2 separate regions of the Homo sapiens genome follow, and region 1 is linked to region 2. The links are chromatin loops, found by intact Hi-C in ENCODE. Cell type or tissue: gastrocnemius medialis. All regions are shown on one strand. Links, peaks and the distances in the headings refer to the core of each region. The heading gives the core; the rest is flanking DNA.

Region 1 (6,568 bases), core at 273-2,772, 910 kb before region 2:
AAACCCCCTTCTCTTTTCCATCTTCACCTTTCCTTCAATATTCATCTTCCAAGTCTTACTTCTTCCTTTCAATTCAATCATTTAAATGGCAAATAAGGATAACCAAAAACTGGCCATCACCGATCAGTGACACAACCATTGTCTTGTTTACCATTTCCAAGTCAATTTAACCTTTATGGCCTTTCCTAGATCTAAAAAGTATGATTAATTAGCACTGTCATATGAACTGCATTTCAATCTTCTTTATTTTGCCAATGTTCTGATTATTTTAATAATGTCATTATCTGTCTTCCTAGACAGTTGGCTTCTGCAGGGAGGAATTGTTTTCCATTCCATTCACATTGTCTTAGTACCTAGAATACAGTGTCCTTTGGAATAATAGCTACTAAAATACTGACGGAGTGCCTACTCAGTACCAAGCACTGTGCAAGCCTTTCATAGGATTCTGTTCTTGATGCAAAACGGGAGTTAAGAGCACAGGGTCTGGAGCCAGGCTGCCTGCTTTCAAATCCTGGCTCTATCATCTGCCAGCAGTGACTGCAGGAAAATCTCTTAATGTCTTTCTGCCGGTTTTCACCTATAAAAGAAGCGCAGCAACATCACTGAGCTGACAAGGTATTTTAATTCTGCAAAGCACTAGACAGAGGACTCAGCACTTAGAAAATACTCTATAAAATACTGCTTCTTCTGATTCCTCACGATGACCCCTGAAAGGTATGAGCCCTTCTTTCTCATCACAGAGATTAAGAGCTTGCCTGGGTCACAGGGGAACTGACTGACCCCCGCTGTGGGCGCCCAGAGCCCCGCTGGGCCCAGTAAATGCCTGCGGTAAGCGGCCCCGCCCCCGGACAGGCTCTGCCAAAGGAAGCCGCCCGCAGACCTGGCCCCGAGCCTGCCGTCCACGCCGGGCCCCAGCTTCCTAATCCTGGATGAGTCTGGTTCTGGGCTAGCGGGTCAGCCACCCTCCCGCTAAGACAGAAGCAAAAGGGCACAGCCACTGCCTGGCTCCCGCCTCCCACGGCCTCCCGCGAAGTCACCGCCCCGCGACCCCCAGCATTCCAGAGGCACACGCCCGCCTCTCCCCTACGCCCCAACCCTGATGCTCCACAGGGGTCAGCAGCGCCCCTGCCCCGCCTCCCGTCACCGCATCCTACCTGCGGCTGGTGTGGGACGCTGGCAGCCTCCGAAAAGCGCGGGGACTGACGTGCGCCTGCGCGCTGCTGTCGCCCTCGGACTCGCGCCGTACGTGCGTGCGTGAGTGCGTGAGTGCGTGCGTGCGTGCGTTCGGCGCGCGGGGCGTGGGCGCGGCACCTGGGCCCGGGCACCGCCACCTAGGCCCTAGCTCCGACCAGTGGTGTTCTATAAACGCTTATTACATCATTGTGCATAGGCTTCATTTTTAAAAGTACTCCCAAATAAATACAAGGAGGCGATGGAAATTGAATGAAGATTCGAAGGATTCCCATAGAGCGTGGCTCACTTCCCCTCACCGGGACAGCGAGCGGCGGCTCACCTGGGAGAGCAAAGCGTGGCTCTCCTGCGCCCACCCGGGAGAGCAAACAATGGCTCACCTGCGCCCACCCGGGAGAGCAAGCGTGGCTCACCTGCGCCCACTCGGGAAAGCCAGCCGCCATCCTGTGCTGCAGGCAGGGAGCGGGCGGCGGGAGAGGAGCGGATCCACTTAGGTCAGCGGTTAAAACGTCGTTACAAGAGGCCACCCCGGCATCGCGGGGCCTGTGGCTGCGCCCCCTCTTGAATTCAGGCCTAGCACATCACCTCCGCCCCTCGCACCCTGCAGTCTGCGCTCCATACAGCACGTGAGCGGGTGCTCAGCAATGTTCCCTGGCTGAAAGAACCGCATAGAGTAGCATGCAAAAATGACATGCATGTTTAAGATAAAATAAGGGAGAGGACACCTGTTCTGACTGAGTCTGGCAACTCAGATCTCCCCGCAGCCAACATCTACATTCCTTTGGACAGCTGTCTGCTGTGTAGGGACACCTCCCTGGAACTTTGAAAAGCACCCCATCATTACCTTCCACTTTGTTCTGGAGCAAGGTTTCAAAAGAAGAGTGCCGTATTTTGATTAATTTAGTGAATTGGATTTTCAGACACAAGTAAGAGCATCCACTCAGTGGCCTCTGCAGTAAATAATGATATCAGATCACATAACAAGAAGACTGGAGGTTGGCGGGAAATCTGGACCTGGTGACTCAAAGAAGTCATGAAGGACCATCTCTCCATTCTGCCACCTTCTCGCCTGTGGATTTTCCTCCCCAGGCTTGTCACTTCATTGTCGAGAGATGCCCTCACAATCCAAGCCAGGCAGCCTCACATGACCAGATCTAAAACACAAAGAGGGAGCCAAACTGAGAAAGGACCTTTTCCCTCTGAACACTTCTCTCTTGGAAAAAGAAAATGTTTCCCAGAAAGCCTCATAGCCTTCCTCTTATATCTCCTTGACTAACTGGGACCCGGATCCCTGGATATCCTTTCCTGAGAAAGAGAGGGTCTGGGGCAGGGGATAGAGAAAATGACTAGCAACTAGCAGCACATGATGTTTAAACATAAGATTTAAAGAAATGCAAGGCACAAACAATTTGAAGACTTTTTTTAAGTTTTTAAAATCTTCACAAAATAAAAAGGAATTGGACAATGCACTTTAAAAACTAGAAGACGTTTCACTGAAAACAGCATCTCCTAATTCATTTCATGGCTTAGATAGTAATAGAAAATTATTTTATTCTAATTCCATACTTTATCAACTAATTTTAATTATTTTATAATTACCCAAAATATGTCATGTAGAATGAAAATAAAAGAAAATGAAAACAGTTATATCAAGGCCAAGTCAGTTGTATGTTTACTGGCTATTTAGAAATTTCTAAATACGTGTATATTTAGAAATGACTATATAGATACTATTTGGGTAATGTTAGGGATGGAAAGTTTATGTCCCCCCAAAATTTGTATGTTGAAATCCTAAGCCCAATGTGATGGTTTTAAGGGGCGGGGCCTTTGTGAGGTGATTAGGTCATGAGAGTGGAGACTTCATGGATGAGAATAGTAAGTATCCTTATAAAAGAGACTCCAGAGGCTGGGTGCAGTGTCTCATGCCTGTAATCCCAGCACTTTGGGAGGCCGAGGCAGGTGGATCGCCTGGGGTCAGGAGTTCGAGACCAGCCTGGCCAACATGGCAAAACCCTGTCTCTACTAAAAATACAAAAATTAGCCAGGTGTTGTGGTGGGCACCTGTAATCCCAGCTACTTAGGAGGCTGAGGCCTGAGAATTGCTTGAACCCAGGAGGTGGAGGTTGCAGTGAACTGAGATCGCGCCACTGCACTCCAGCCTGGGGGACGGAGTGAGACTGTCTCCAAAAAATAAAATACAATAAAAGAGACTCCAAAGAACTTTCTAGCCCTCTTGCCACCACCTAAGGATGCAAAGAGTTGACAGCAACCTGGAAGAGCCCTCACCAGAACTCGACCATTCTGGCACTCTGACTTCCAGCCTCCACTGTGAGAAATAAATTTCTATTGTTTATGAGCCACTCAGCATATGGTACTTTGTAGCCCTAGACAGGCTAAGACAGGTAATTAGCAATTTTAGGTGATTTTCATCATCAAAATTTTCATGATGGCATTTTGGAGAATTCACATAAACCACTCTGTTACCCTCCTAAAAGTATTGCTCAAATACTGAATTATATTTATGCTTGCCAAAGTTAATTTTTTTCCAACAAGTAACACTAGCCACTTCATTTTGTGCTTTTGATACAAAAGCATTTCCCAATCCAGCGGCTTTCATCTTCTGGCCTGGTTGGCAAAAGTGTAACTCACTTCTGCACCCTCTCTGAACCCTAGTCTCCTCCTCAAATGTAAAACAGTAATAAACCTTTCTTACCCAGGAAGCCATTATAAGGATTATAATCAACATAAGATATAATTCTTTAATTATCAAAGCAGTTGCTGGCATGTGGCAGGCATTCAACAGAAACCGTGTTGCTATGTTATTTTTATTGTTACCATTAATATTCCTATTGGGATTGAAACCCTTATGTCATATCAAAACTTTTCCATCTTTGACAAATGAGACATATTAGGATAGTATCTTAATAATATGTAAGAGTTTAGTGCTTGAGCTATTCAATTATTAAACTTTGCTTCCAAGACCACAGACTGGTGGTATATACTGTGTGCGTGTGTGTGTGTGTGTGTGTTTGTGTGTGTGTATGAGAAAGAATATGCTGTTCTTTTCTTCTTCTGGGTAGAAGTTGTTGAGCCTTCAAGGGAAGAGGTTTTCACCTACAGCAGACAGTGCCAGTTCTCTTGGTGTGAGGGATTCTGGGAGATGGCTGCCCATTTCCATATTCATGAATTTTATAAACATGGTCTCAGATAAATGCAAGTGTACACTTCGGTGAGCTCATTTGTTTTTGAGCAGAGGGGATAATACGGCCCTAAATAATGTGCTTCCCTGTCAGCCAGGAGAGTTACATTCTGGAGATGTGTGTGTCGGTGGGTGCGGGAGGCAGGTGGTGTTGAGGAGATAGGGAAGCCAACAGGACAAAGCTCAGAGGGAAAACAGCCCAATCTAAATCCAGTTCTTTCTCTGTGTGGATTCCCACTGACTTCCAAACCTCTCAGCTCCCTGACTCAGTGGTAAGGAAGAAAAAAGTACCAGGATTGAGGGGATGGTGTTCTAGCCCTCCAGCAGAGGAGTAAGATGTGTGAGCCCAGGGTGAAGCAAGTGCACAATTTTAGTAAAAGATTTTCATTGGCCATACTGAATGAATCATAAAGGGATGTGAAGAGGCTACCTCTGGCATCATTGTCATAAACACAGCTGGTGAGGGGGGAGGTGGTGTTCTCCTGGTGTCAAAAGACAAAATTATTTACAGATCAAATTGGCTTTTATTCATGATTCATGAATCCAGTAGCCTCCATTCTATAAAATAGAATTAGAGTTCCCACTGGGGAATGGCAGAACAGTGGTTTTGTAAGGTGGGAACAAGGAAACAGTATTATTTTAAAGGTTGATTGGTTAGTGTCAGCTTAATTCAGACTACTTTTCTCGTCATGGTTAAAGCAAATGGGACTTCCTTATTACTCTGACTCAGGCAGACTGAACTCTTTCTGATGGGTTGCTGTGACTCTTGTTTTCAAGAAAAACTGGTCTATTTGGGGACCACCAGCTTTCTTAAAGTTTCAGCTTGGTTAAATGGCACTTAGCATGAGTGACTCCACTTTAGTTTGGTCTGTTGGGACCTAGTGCAGGAGCTCACTCTAAAACAATGCCCTCCCGTAATTTTTCTATAGCACCTGAAACGGGGTAGAGCAGAGATTGAAGGAAACATTTGCTTGGGTCGTCATTTTCCTCAAGGACTGCGCTACCAATTGGAGTCAACACTTCTAGGTGCCTCCAGTTTGGTACAGTATGTAAGGGGTTGAATTGCATCCCCCAAACAGATATGTTGAAGCCCTAACCCCTGGCACCTGTGAATGTGGCCTTATTTGGAAAGAGGGTTGTTACAGCCATAATCCAGTTAAGATGAGGTCCTTCTGGATTAGGGTGGGCCCTCATCTGATTGATTGGTGTCCTTATAAAGAAAAGGAAAAGAGTCACAGAGGGAAGAAGGCCATGTGAAGATGGGGGCAGAGATTGGAGTGATGCTGTCACAAGCCAAGGAATGTCTGGGTTACCAACAGCTGGACTTTGTAGACAGCATGGCCCTGCCAACACCTCGATTTCAGTTTCTGCCTCCAGAACTGTGAGAGAACACGTTTATGTTATTTGAAGACACTGAGACTGCCGTCCATTGTTCCAGCAGCCACAGGAAACGAATGCCCTGCATTCTTACAGCACTGCGGCAGGGGTGGAGTGATTAAGAGCAGGGGCTATGGAGTCAGCTTTCCAGGGTTCAAGTCCTAGCTCCACTGCTCAGGAGCCACTACTGAGAATTGTTCAGAATCAACCCAGCTGAGGTCTGAAGATCATTTAGACCGGAGCCTCGCCCACGGTAAGCACTGCCCAGGTGCCAGGTGTTATTATGGCTGGGCTGGCCAGTTCTTCCTCTTAGGTTTCCTTGCTTAGAGTTTGGGAAGGAAAAAATAACCCACCTTGTTGGTGTTTTTTTCTACTGTTTTTAGGCTGCTTAACCTTGCTGTTTCATAAAGTAGCCAAATTCTCTTATTTTCACAGGACATTGGAATCTCAGATATACAAGGAAGCTGAAGAATTTTCTAATTTTCAGTCCAATCTCATGGACTGAAAAGTCAGTCTCATAGAAGACTGACTTTCCGATGTCCCAACTCTTGGTTTTTTCCTATCTCCATTTGAGCACCTACAATGGAGAATTCACTGCCCTGTAAGAAAACACCTTCCACTTGCTGATAGGCTGACTTCTAAGTTTTTCTTTGTATTGAAAATCTGTCTCTTTCACTTTGTCTTTGGAGCTAGAGAGGAGACTCTTCAAATTAAAGGGAGTGTAAAATGTGAAGACAGCTGCTGAGTCCTCTTTGAGTCTGTCCTGTGAGACACCCTTCCATTTAGAACTCTTCCTGTGTG
Region 2 (8,111 bases), core at 2,885-5,384:
CTCCTGCCTTAGCCTCCCGAGTAGCTGGGATTACAGGCACATGCCACCACGCTCAGCCAATTTTTCGCATTTTTAGTAGAAACGGGGTTTCACCACGTTAGCCAGGCTGGTCTTGAACTCCTGACCTCAGATGATCCGCCCGCCTTGGTCTCCTAAAGTGCTGGGATTACAGGCATAAGCCACCGTGCCCAGCCTATTTTTGCTGTGAGTTCCTCCATGTACTTGTATTGCAGGTAGTGGCTGTTTGTTTGGAATACTGCTCTGCAGTATTCCACTGCATGAATGCTTTACAATTTATCTAGTATTCACGATTCACATTTGGGTTGATTCTAGTTTTGGCCATTATGAATAAAGCTGCTATGCCCATTCTATTATGTATGTTTGGTGAATGTGAACATTTGTTGTTGTTAGTGTTACATCTTGGAATACAATGGCTGAATCATAGAGCAGGTATATGCTTAGCGTTAGAAGCTGGTGACAGTTTTCCAAAGAGGATGTGCCAATTTACATTCCTACCAGCGGAGTATAAGAGATCAATTTGATCAACATTCTTGTCAACACTTGGTATTGTCAGTCCTTTACATTTTAGCCATTCTGATGTGTTTATATGGGAATTGCACTTCCCTGATGACTCATGTTCATCACAACCAATATTTTGGTTTCTACATCTGGATTGTGTGAATTTAGTTAATGTGAATCATTGTCTGTCACAGAAAGAGCTGAATTTCTACTTGAAAAGCTAAGACCCTGAGATGATATGATGGCAGAGTAAACTTGAGAAGCCACACACAAATGTCCATGCACCTCCACTCCAGGCATAATTCTTCATTTTTACCAGAGCTGTGTTCAGTCAACTGGGTATCTGTCTTCTTAGTTCCTTCCTTTTGTTATTCAACTGTTTCAACTTGTGGTCTAGATGAAACGGCAAAGTTTCCCTTATCCCCCTCGCAGAACTTGCATTGGGGGGTGTGGCTCGCTTCTTCTGCGCCCCATTGCTCAAACCTCTAGGGGGAGCATGCAGACAGGCAGGTAGTGGGGAGCATCAACCCCATGGCAGCTTGTAGGGTTGAAGGTTTACAGCTCCTGAGGCCCCAGTGGGTGTGTGTTACAGGGCGCTATTTCAGTTTAGCCATCCATAGGGGACTTGTGTTAATCAGCTCAATTAGAGCCTCTGCCTTATTGAAAGGACAGAGGGCTTTCTGTATCCCAGGTTCTTGCCTTAGTGTACTGGAAAAATCGGATCACATGTGGGCTTGGAGAATGAGTGCAAGATTTTTTATTGAGTGGTGGTAGCTCTCAGTGAGGTGGATGCAGAGGCCAGAAAGGGGATGGAATGGGAAGGTGGTAGTTTTCCCCTAGAGTCAGGCTGCCCAGTGGCTGGGCTCTGCTCCGACCACGCCAGCCAAACTCCGTGTCATCCCGGCAGTCGATAACCTGCCGGCATCTGCTGGTGCCTCTCGGTGTGCTGTTTCGCCAGTGTGTTCCTCTCGATGTCCAGCTGCTTGTGTCTCTTCCCACTAGGGTCTCAGGGTTTTTATAGGCATAGGATTGGGGGCGTGGTGAGCCAAGATGGTCTTGGAAAATGCAACATTTGGGCATGAAAACAGAAATACCTGTCCTCACCTATGTCCATGGGCACAGGCCCGGGGGTGGAGCCCTAGCCAGGGACCTGCCTTTCTCTACCCAGCACTTTCCTGCCCCACTCTCATATCATAGATACTGATTTATTCTTCTGTGGATCTTTCCCTCCTCAGAGCCCTATCATGTAGGCCCCTATATTCTACCAAAACTTCATATGTGAAACAAAAACTTGAATGAGATAAGGCCCAGTGGCCTTCTGTTTAAATTCTCAAGCTCCTTCATCTCTCTTTGGCATTGGCCATTGTCAATGGTCCACTCATTGAAACAGGCTCCTCCACCTCCTTCTATGAAGCTAGGTTTTCCTGTTCTTCCCACTCTCTGACCACTCCTTTATTTTCTTTATTTAATTCACATAGTAGTTCTTTAGCATGAAGCTCCCAGATCTCAGTCCTTGGATCATGCCTGTTCCCACTAGTGGCTGGATTCTATTTAGCTGCTTTGTTTCTATTCTTAGGACCAGCCTGACCCCACACATTTAGAGGTGTAGCTCCAACCTAAACCTCTCCCCTCTGTGGGCTCCTCACCCCACCCTGATGTATCCACTTTGACTCTCTCAGCCTCTGCCTTGACCCCTTCTTCTGTTTCCCTCCCACCCCTTGGATGCGGCTCATTGTGTGCTCTTCCCATCAGTGACCTTAGCCCCCTAGAGAATGATTCAGAGATTTATGTCCCCTCCCCATCTCTAGATGGCTGAGGCAACCCTTCTGGTCCAGCCCAGCTTTGCATCCCCTGCTCTGGCTTTGTCTCCATAGATGGCTGTCCATCAGTGCAGCAATGGCAAAGTAAACAGGATGGGCACTTACAGGACTGTGGTGTGGGCTGGGCAATGCTCCATGAAACAAAAGTTCCTCTCACACCTTTTCTCATTACGTAAGCATAGGTGCTGCATCCGGGCACATAGAGCCATGTGCTGGATGAAATGCATCATGCCTCGGTCCTCTTCCTTGTTCATGAAGGTAACTTTCCTCCGGGTTACTGAGAGAGGGCATGAGAGAGGGCATGGGTGTCCTGTGAGGCTCAGAGACTGCATTTGCCCTTTCCCTCCATTTCAAAAGTGTCCAAAGGTATTGGCGGTTTTGTGACCCCTGTAAGGTATTGGTGGTTTTGTAACCCCCCATGGGACGTGTAGTTCTTAACAAAGACTGGTGAGCAGGGCTGAGCAGGCTGCTATTCGCAGCTGGAGGGCAGTGTCTCAGGGCTGAGTGGCCAGGCTGGACATTCTCTCTACTCAGGATGCTGCTCCCACCTGGGGCTTGCATAAATCAACCTCATCTCTTCCCGCCCCCAGGCATACTAAATCACACTGTGATGGCGAGTCTTCTCCCTTTTGCCGCCTGTGCTAACTCAGGTGGAACCTGCCCCTTAATGTGCCACACTGGGTTACTCATTCCCTGGGCATGGTGACCTCTGGGTTGGAAACTTTCTTTGGAAATGTGCTGCCCTTCGTACGCTCTGCTTGTTTTCTTTAGCAAATTGTAACTAGGTGAAGAGAGCACCAAAGGGAGCCAGGGTCCCTTAGGAACGCCATGACCTTACCACGCCTTTTCCCAAGGACAAAAGAGCTACGCTTAGCCAAGTTCCCTTAGTGTTGACTGATATGCATGTTATGTCATGCGGAAGTGAGAGGGAACAGTTTGCCTGCCATTTGGGCAAATATAGTAAGTAAAGAGTGGGTCCAACTTGAGTAAAGAATGACCTGCTCACTCATTTTGAATGTGCCAGCTTTCGGCCTCCCTAATTGCAGTGGCCTGACATAAACCTTGCTGTTGTGGAGATGCCAACATCATCAAAGTCAGCCTCTAAACAGCTAATGCCATTCTGGGCTGGAACACTCGACTCTTTACCCTGGTTTTCTTCATCATTTTATCAGACTTGCTTTAATTCCCTCTTTTTAAATTAATTAATTAATTAATTATTTTTCTGAGACTGAGTCTTGCTCTGTTGCCCAGGCTGGAGTGCAGTGGCACAATCTTGACTCACTGCAACCTCCGCCCCCCCCGGGTTCAAATAATTCTCCTGCCTCAGCCTCCCAAGTAGCTGGGATTACAGGCTTGTGCCCCCATGCGTGGCTAATTTTTGTATTTTTTTTTTAATAGAGACGGTGTTTTACCATGTTGGCCAGGCTGGTCCCGAACTCCTGACCTCGTGATCCCTCCTTGCTTTGGCCCCCCAAAGTGCTGGGATGACAGTTGTGAGCCACTATTCCCAGCAATTCCCTCTTTTTGAGACTGTTAGATAGCAGAAAATTAATGTATATTGCCCTCTAGTGATTAATGATTACAAACACTTAACTACCAAAACATTTACTGATACTCAATTATGTTAAAAATCCCATTGTTTTATTCTGCATATAAAAGTAATGCACACTTGTGTTGGGAATGTAAAGCATATCTGGACCTCTCTTCTGATATTCAGGTGCCTTTATCCAGACGACTACTCTGCAGGTCCACGTGGGTCCCTGTTAGGCACCTCCAGCTTTAGCTCGTCCTGAACCTACTCCGCCAGTACTGCCCTCATCTTCCCCTTTTACCAGGGCCTCAGACCCAAAGCCTTGAAGTCATCTTTGAGTCCTCCCTGCCTGTCACAGCCTCTGGTCCTTTCAAAACAAACATATGAGAATTTGGGCTTTTGTCAAGGCACTGATTCTATCCTGCCTATCCCAGACATGGTCATCTCTTGCCTAAATCCTGGCCACAGCCTCCTTACTGGCTTCCCTGATTCCAGCCTTATGAAACATAAGTCTATTCACATGGCTGCAGAATGATTCATTTAAAATGTAAGTCCAAGGCCGGGCACAGTGGCTCACGCCTGTAACCCTAGCACTTTGGAAGGCCCAGGGGGGCGGATCACCTGAGGTCAGGAGTTTGAGACCAGCCTGACCAACATGGTGAAACCCCGTCTCTACTAAAAATTCAAAAATTAGCCAGGCATGGTGGTGCACTCCTGTAATCCCAGCTACTCAGGAGGCTGAGGCAGAAGAATCACTTGAACCCGGGAGGCTGAGGTTGCAGTCAGATGAGATCACTCCACTGTGCTCCAGCCTGGGCAACAGAGCGAAATTTCGTCTCAAAATAAATAAATAAATATGAAAATACAAAATTAGCCAGGCATGGTGGTGGGTGCCTGTAATCCTACCTACCCAGGAGGCTGAAGCAGGAGAGTCGCTTGAACCCCAGTAGCAGAGGTTGCAGTGAGCCGAGATGGTGTCATGGCACTCCAGCCTGGGCAACAAGAGTGAAACTCCGTCTCAAAGAAAAATAATAAAAATAAAAACAAAATAAAATGAAAACAAAAATTAAGATAAAATATAAGACCAGTAGTGTCTCTTTTCTCCTCCAAGCCTTTCAAGGACTCTTCCTATTCAGAATAAAGCCAACATCTTTGAAATGGATGTTGAGAGAGAGAGCAAGCCGAATTCTTGCTGAATGAATGTGTTTCTTCTCTGAACAAGTCTAGCTTTTGAACAGAACAGACATGAAGACAGTGAAGGAATGCTTATGAAACTGTAGGAAGGGCTGGAGGAGCAGGCTCCAGGCTCTGGGAGCACCCTCTGAGCACTCCTATAGAGCATGGGGCTGGCATTTGCCACAGAACTACAGACTCCAGCCAGCCAGGAAGATTTTTAGTCCAAAGGCCACTGCTGACATTGTGGAGGTCAAAATCTCACCAATCTGTTTGACCTCCTCCAAAGGCAAAGGGCTTATCAATTTTCTGTTAATAAGCTACCCAGTAGATGTTTTTTTTTTGTTTGTTTTTGTTTTTTTTTGATGGAGTCTTGCTCTGTAGCCCAGGCTGGAGTGCAGTGGCGTGATCTCGGCTCACTGCAACCTCCACCTTCCGGGTTCAAGTGATTCTCCTGCCTCAGCCTCCTGAGCAGCTGGGATTACAGGTGCACACCACCACACCCGGCTAAATTTGTATTTTTAGTAGAGACAGAGTTTCACCATGTTGGTCAGGTTGGTCTCGAACTCCTGACCTTGTGATCCACCCACCTTGGCCTCCCAAAGTGCTGGGATTACAGGCGTGAGCCACTGCTCCCGGCCCAGTATTTTGTTATAGCTGCACAAAGAGACAAATACAGGCATACTGGGGGATGTTAGGGATGGACGCTGAGGATAAGTTCCTTATATCCACCATAGCCTCTGGGATAAGGTCAAGGTCTGAGGAAAAGGGTCCAACAAACTCTTAGCTAGATGTACTCTTCACCTAATGCAGAGATGTGCTTATGATTAAAGTCTAACTTTTTTTACAGGGATTATTACAACCTTAAGTTTGTGTTCATTGTCTGAGACTGGCCTGGTTCAGTTCCCTCATTCCTGCACCATCTCCTTAGTATGCACGCATTTATAAAATTTATCTTTCAAAGAGCCTCCAACCTCGCTTGTATCTGCAACAGTGATGAGCACAGGAGATCCTTCTGGACATGACTGTCTTAATATCAGTCTATCCTGGCACTGTGGCCATACTGTGCCAGGGCCATCTTCAGCACTTGATTAACCAGCAACTGTACAGTCTCCTGAACCAAGGCCTCAGGGTCTGCTTGGATGTCATCCCAACCTGACATATCATGTGCCCTTTTCTGAGAAAATTCCAGAAAATCTTAGACATTCTATGGCTTAGATTTAGTCTTCTCCTTTCTACAGTAACTGTCTCAAATATCAACCTCCTTAAAAAGGAGAGAATAATATCTGGGTCCCAAGACAACCTGCAATGTTTCGGCAGCTGATTGATGACTATGCTGTCTGTGCTTTTGCAGTGAGGAATGACCCCTGCAGCTTATTGGTGGATGCTGCTGTCTGAGTAGGGCCCCCCACATTTGTGCCTATTTCGTGGGGACTCCACCACAGTAGAAGTCAATTTTAAACTACCTCATTGAGAATGGGATTGCTCATCACCAGAGGCTGACATATGTTGACAGGCTGCTCTGACCCCAGCCCCGGGAAGCTACATTCAACCCTGAAACTCAGCTCACAACAGGACAGGTAGAAGCTCCTTTTGAAACATTCATTTGTGTCAGCAGCCTCATTATCAGGTTGAAGACTTTTGCTGGAAGTCTTCCTACCCAGTGCCCAGGGTTGGGGGAGCTCTAACACTTGGAAAATGCTGCAGTTGAGCACAGCGGTTGTTGTGGACACCAAACATACTCTGCTGTTGGGGCAAATTTGAGGGTGACCTTGGGATGAAGGATCCCAGAGGGGACCTGCTGTGAGAGAGGGCACCTGTGAGCCTGCTCAGGGGCTCAAGGCAAGGAACTGGACCTGTCATCTCATCACAGCACGAAACTTTCCCTACAGGGGTTTCCACTGGCTCCATTTTGGGATAATGATCCTGAGTCATTCCTCCATTTCTGACATTTATATTCTGGATAAGGATGGGGTGAGATACCATGAGATCGCTGTACCTGCTCCAGGGTTCTCTATGCTTCTAGGGTTCATCCCTACTCCACCTTTTTGTCATGGACCCTATATCAAGAGAATACCTTTCAACAATTGTTTACCCTACTGTCTCCTCAACATGACCTGCGTCATTATTCTATCCTTGTACAACAATGTTGCCTCTCATGTGCAGGAACTACATAGCCCCTAGAACACTGGCAGCCTCCCTGGGATATTGTAGCATTAGATGTGATTCAACACCAATTTTATGTCTTTTTAGGGGCTGGGCTGGGGTTGGCCAGGTGGGGTGATAGAATTTTTTCCAGGCTTATAGTCTGAGTTATGGATTCTCCACTTTGGACTCTGTGGGTTACTTTCATCTTGATGGATTTCTAAAAATACAAACAACCACCCCAGTGGTTGTTTTTCTGCTTTTCTAGAAGAAATGAGGCTTTATAGGTCAAATGAGAGGGTACAATATGAATATGATGTTGAGAGTGTCTGTGTTTTAGACATGTCTTCATTCCCAACTGGGAACGTGGACTGCCTGGTGAGGCTGCCAGAGTGAATGTATCTACACTGGTGTGGGCGCTCACAGAAGCACAAACTTTCTTGAGAAAGTCATAGAGACTGTTGAACGATACAGTTTCCAGCAAAGCAAACTCTTCTTACCCCATCCATGTGGCCCTCAGTGAGTCTCCTGGTCTTCAGGATTGGTGATCAAGGCTTTTTGAAATCCCATTTGCTTTTCCACTCCACACCAAGTGTGGGTAAAATATCAAATGGAGCATGTTGACCAGATGCCTGAAAAGCATCTATGTCACTCTATTGCTCTTCATGGTAATATGATCAGAGCACCTCACCCAGCAGCTCAAGTTCTTAACTAGTTGTAAGACTAGTTGTAACACCTTACTCCATAGCAATTATAGCCTCAACATCTTTGTCTCTTTTCCAAATCTCCTGATCCTGACTGGGATCCTGCCCTGGTTAATGGGTCCACAGGACCCCTGTAGGACACTCACTGGGGGATAGGGACAAGTTCAATAATTAGTTATTATAAGGTTTAAGTGACAGACATGTATATCAACTGTTCCT

What was found. Hi-C counts contacts between places; a loop is a spot of excess contacts. Peaks named below come from ENCODE experiments on the same cell type or tissue, not always from the same donor. Only the 100,000 strongest peaks of a DNase experiment are listed, where the experiment ranks them.
Region 1: it touches region 2 in a loop (2.8-fold over the local background); 13 of 110 quality-filtered maps call a loop at or near these places.

Annotation. Positions count from the first base shown.
Region 1 is chr7:50,449,147-50,455,714 of GRCh38, forward strand. FIGNL1 (fidgetin like 1) reads right to left here and starts at 1,204. Exons shown (of 4, transcript NM_001287492.4): 1 at 1,155-1,204; 2 at 1-577. RefSeq lists silencers at 725-1,019, 1,161-1,350. In gastrocnemius medialis, for the core only: no CTCF peak of the experiment used is centred there; DNase peaks (open chromatin) are centred at 893 and 1,222; H3K4me3 peaks cover 1,709 bases; H3K27ac peaks cover 1,530 bases.
Region 2 is chr7:51,354,116-51,362,226 of GRCh38, forward strand. No RefSeq gene overlaps it. Among named protein-coding and RNA genes, the nearest start is that of COBL, 41 kb to the left of the region's middle. RefSeq lists a silencer at 5,494-5,710. In gastrocnemius medialis, for the core only: a CTCF peak has its summit at 3,933 (motif pointing left); a DNase peak (open chromatin) is centred at 4,446.